Linked DNA regions of Homo sapiens: region 2 is linked to region 1. Evidence: read pairs that join two places in POLR2A ChIA-PET (ENCODE). Cell type or tissue: Caco-2. All regions are shown on one strand.

Region 1 (2,500 bases):
TTTCACAGCTCTATAATAAAAAGATGCTCCTTGACTTTCAATGGGGCTACATCCCAATAAACCAATCCTAATTTGAAAACATCACTAAGTCGAAAGTGCATTTAATAGTGGCAGCAGAGCAGACATTCCCCAACTTACAATTTTTCCACTTTATGATGGTCCGAAAATGAGGCACATTCAGTAGAAATCATAATGACCTCCTCGATGGTCTTATATCCCAATAAACCCAACCTAAAGTTGAAAATTCATAAGTCAGGGACTGTCTGTATTTTGACATCTATTTGGGCAGGCCCCTACTCTTTTTCCTTTTTTATCCTCCAAATTATTATACTTTTTCATATGAATTCTAGAAATCTACTTGGAAAGTTCAATTTAAATTACTGTTGAGATTTTGATTTGGTCCCTATCATCTTTTGAGAAGAGGAAAAGCATGATTTAAACTATCCAGCCTCAGCTGATTTCAGCTTCAGGGCTGACTTTAGCTACTTTGCCAAGGTATTTCTGTCAGCTAGGGGACAAGTATCCAAACTGAGAGTTAAGGTTTTTAAAGTACTTTTAAAAAATTGCATCCAAGCTTACATTGTTATTGATTATAGAAAACAAAATGAGATATTCAACAAACCTAGTAGATAGTATTTGCAAGACACTTAGGCTTTCAGGGTGACCAAATAAAGACAAACCTGGAAGAAGCCAACTAAGCTAACAGTTTCATCGGCTTTAGGTAAGGCTTTAGGTACTAGCACCTATCAATGTACCAAGCAATATGACAGTAGGAAGAGACCCAAATAGTAGGAGACATGATATGAGCATGCTAAGATCCTATAAAATTGTCGAAAAAAGAGTTAAGACTAACCCATATAAACAATTAGCATATAAACAATTAGCCTGGGTGGACCTTTCTGATACAAGCAGGGCTTTAGAACAGGGGAAGATCAGTGTGGGCTGCAGTGCCCAATAAAAACTAACAGATCAAATAGTTCAGCTCTAGCTTAACTAAATGCCTGGTGGTAATCAAAATTTAGTGACAGCTATTCAGAAGTCTGTGTGAAAAGAAATAGTGATTATGTCAAGTTGGTTTATAAATCAAGGCTGGGCTACACTTACAGCCTTCCAATAAAAGGGCAAAGATCCCATAAGCAAGCATCTCTTAATTGCAGCAGCTACTCTAGATCATATGCCTAAACTGTGGCCAGCACTAGATTAACCCAATGGGAAATCCCCATGCTTTGTGGCTTATAGGTTATTCAAAACCAGAATCTGATCCTACTCTCCTTATACATGACCTGAAAAGTCCCTCCTCCACTGGACTTGCATCCATAAAAACTCCACCCAGTTTCCTGACATCACGGAAATTTACTAGTCCACTTGGAAGACCTAGTATGTAAGCTCATCTATTTGTGGAAAGAGGCAATTCTTTCCAAAATTACTGAGTCAGAAATTTTTACCAGCTCTAGACTTTTTTTTTTAAGGGGAGAAAGTTTTATCTTTTTTTTAAATTTTACTTGAATAAACAGGATAAGCACTATATCCCCTTCCAAGGAGCAAAAAATACTGCTCAAATAGCTGGAAAAATTGGTCAGGAGGAACTGGAGTGGGAATTTGCTTTAAATTTTTAAAATTATATGCAAACTCCATGGTTATTTAATTTTTAAAGAATTATGAGATAAGATATCTCCATGATTTCTTTACTCATTTGTCATTCCAGAAAACATTACTCAGGGTAGACAGCTCTTCCTTCCTCAATTATGTCCTTTGAAATGAACAGAAAACTTACCTTTGAGTTGGTTTTAAGGCGGTTTCACTAAAATCAGGGAGTTAAAGACTATTTAACCCTTTGAGGTTCCTTCGAGTCCTCCTACTGCTGTGTGTGTGTGTGTGTGTGTGTGTGTGTGGTTCCTTCCAGTTCTCCTACTGCTGTGTGTGTGTGTGTTTTTTGAGATGGAGGTCTTGCTCTATTACCCAGGCTGGTCTCAAAGCCCTAGGCTCAAGAGATGCTACCACCTCAGCTTCCCAAAGTGCTTTATACTTTATACTTTTAAAAGTACGAGTAATTACTCGTACTTTAAATTAAATCGAGGAACAAAGCGGGGTGTGAAGTTTTCACACACATGCCTCAGGACTCTATTTCTAATGAGATGATACACTGTAAATCATGAAACACTAATTCACTTCATACTTTATAGCTTTGTATTAAGTGAAATTGGGATAATTTGGTGGGTTATACATATTTAGAAGTGAAGTAAATACTTCAAGAGTTGTGAAGATCAAACGAAAGAGGTAAAATGCTTTATAAAAGGCAAGACACTATTCAATGTAAGGTTATACATGCTTTAAAACAATAAATCGAAATCCAGGATAATGGTCATTTCTGGGAGAGAGGAAAGGGAAGGATTACCAAGGCATCTTCACTCTACCTGCAATGTTCTGTCACTTAAAGAAAATCTGAGGTAACAGGGAGAGACTTGGTAAAGATATGCAGTAGACACATGAATGTTCCTTG
Region 2 (2,500 bases), 140 kb before region 1:
GAAGGAAACATTTGCTTTTGGTTATTGTCTGTTGGTATGTTTGTCATTAACATGTCTGACAGAAGTTCTAATCTATCACCTACAGCTAAAGAAATAGCATGCAGGGTCAAAATAATGCTTTGTTTTGGCGAGGGGCTCTGAGGGAAATTTTCTGGAAAGATGTAGCACCATATAGAACAGGAAACTGGATTTGAAGCCCACATTGAAGTCTGAGGGCTGCCCCATGAGTTCCCAGCCTATCTGACTTTCATTTGCGAGGCACGAGAGAGAAAATATGGGAGCATACTTGGCAAGCTATGAAGAGCTACTGAAGCAGAAAGTGTTATAAAGTATGATCCCCGAGAAGGTAGACATGCAGTATTTTAAATAATCTTAATTCTTATACTCAATTTGAGCCACCTCTGGATTAATTACTGTTAAAAATGCTCTCCAAATTTTAAATTATAACTAGAAAATTGGTTTTTAAATTATTTCTCATTGCCTCATAATTTTAAACATGTACTTGTCATTTTGTTTTATTACCTTTGGTTACAGGCAATAACTGTAATTGCCTAATTACTTAGAAAGCTACAACTAGTTCCTGGGTCAGTTAGTTAATCATTTAATCTGTGAGACCAATGTTTTCCCAAATGTGTATAAAGAAACTGGTTTATATACATTAAACATTTAAAACTCTATGAATTTAATGTGTGACTGAATTTAATGTGTGACTTTACACAAGACATTTAATCTGCCCGGGCCTACTTTTTTCCTTTAGGACAAATCTATCCCTAAGTATGTTTCCAATGTCAAAAACCTAATCTATCTATAATAGAGATCTTCAGTGATTATATTAAATCTTTTTTTTTACTTTTTTTGAGATGAAGTCTCACTCTGTTGCCCAGACTGGAGTGCAGTGGTGCGATCTCGGCTCACTGCAACCTCTGCCTCCCAGGTTCAAGCAATCCTCTCGCCTCAGCCTCCCAAGCAGTTGGGATTACAGGTGTGTGCCATTAGGTCATGAGGCCTTTGCGCTCATGAATGGACTGTCATTATCGTGGGAGTTGGTTAGTTACCTCAAGAGTGAGTGCCTGGGTAATTTTTTTTGTATTTTTAGTAGAAACGGGGTTTCACCATATTGGCCAGGCTGGTCTTGAACTCCTGACCTCAAGTGATCTGCCCGTCTCAGCCTCCCAAAGTACTGGGATTACAGGCGTGAGCCACCACGTCTGGCCTATTAAGAGTAAATCTTATATGCAGAGGTTAATCCCCAAGATCTAGGGCCCAAGATCCTTCCTTTTCTGTAAGGAAAGCTGAAACTCTTTTGACTTTCTGAGTTTTAAGCAAGAAATCATCTCACTTAAAATTCATCTTAAAGTGCTCAACTGAGCATAAATATCCCAGCTCTGTGCTTGCCTAAGTCTCCAAAGATCAAATACAGTATTCAATGTGATTATGACTATAAATTGCACTGTCCCTTTAAATGTTCAAGTACTCACTGTTTTCTTAAAGTGTGTAAGCCCTATCCTCAATTAAGGAAATTCGCAAGGAATGGAAAATGTTCCAAATTATACAAACCTACTATTATAAATGAATCTTAGACACAAAGGAAAACATCAATATATTACATTACCTCAACTAAAAAAAACTGCATCAAAAATAAAACAAAGCCAAAACAATATGTAAGTAGTATTCTTGGTTAGAAATATTTTAGCAAAAATATGGCAACTAGTGGATTATAAGCCATTTCACTGAATAAAGGAGTCTATAATAAACTTGGTTCTCTTGGGAGGAAAACGTATTTCCCCACATCCCTGTGACAGGAAGATGCAAATCTATAAAAAGTGGTAGAACATTAATAAAAGATACAAACAATATCAATACAGTACTTAAGAATAGTTGAGACAGTTTTTCGTAAATGAAATGCTTTAAAATGTTTCTCATTTTTGGAGTTAAAAATCAAAGGCTAGAGGGTCCACTGGATGTCACTGAAGTCCCCAGGGTCTCCCAGGCCCCCCTCTGCTTCTAAGTAATTCATAAATGCAGCCATGGCTGTGTCATCATTGTCACATAGGGCATCGAAATCCAACTGTGCACCATCACCTATGAATTAAAATACAGGCCTGTGTAAGTAAAGGTGATCAGTAAAGTCATACATTTCACACATTTTGAGGTTAAAAAATGATTGTGATAAAAAATGGCAAAGCAAGGCTAGAAAACCATAAAATGTATTTTTGAAGGCAAAGTATATATCTTAAGCTGCAGATGGCTGATGTATTTTTAAATGGGTTACCTAGTTTTATAACAATCTTCTGTCAGATAAATTGCACCTAATTCATCTGCTACAGAGAAGTAAGCTAGTCTATGAGTTTTCTAATAGGAAATTACACTGCTAAAGGGTACAGACTCTCAGAGAGCTGGAAGGAAGCTAGGAAATTTAGTGTATGTTTGTGTGTGTGTGTGTGTGTGTGTGTGTGTGCACGCGCAAACCCTGGAAGGAGAAAATTTAATCTGCTTATGA

The links. ChIA-PET counts read pairs that join two places held together with the same protein. Peaks named below come from ENCODE experiments on the same cell type or tissue, not always from the same donor. Only the 100,000 strongest peaks of a DNase experiment are listed, where the experiment ranks them.
Region 2: POLR2A ChIA-PET joins it to region 1 with 6 read pairs; 3 of 35 experiments call an interaction of 5 or more read pairs at or near these places.

Annotation. Positions count from the first base shown.
Region 1 is chr12:27,276,785-27,279,284 of GRCh38, reverse strand. All of the region lies in intron 1 of STK38L (serine/threonine kinase 38 like), which reads right to left. Among named protein-coding and RNA genes, the nearest start is that of STK38L, 34 kb to the right of the region's middle. RefSeq lists an enhancer at 1,131-1,180. In Caco-2, no CTCF peak of the experiment used is centred here; a DNase peak (open chromatin) is centred at 1,304.
Region 2 is chr12:27,419,978-27,422,477 of GRCh38, reverse strand. BMAL2 (basic helix-loop-helix ARNT like 2) reads right to left here. Exons shown (of 17, transcript NM_020183.6): 17 at 1-2,082. The coding sequence ends at 1,946. The region is part of intron 1 of BMAL2-AS1 (BMAL2 antisense RNA 1); the gene reads left to right. Among named protein-coding and RNA genes, the nearest start is that of BMAL2-AS1, 25 kb to the left of the region's middle. In Caco-2, no CTCF peak of the experiment used is centred here; no DNase peak of the experiment used is centred here.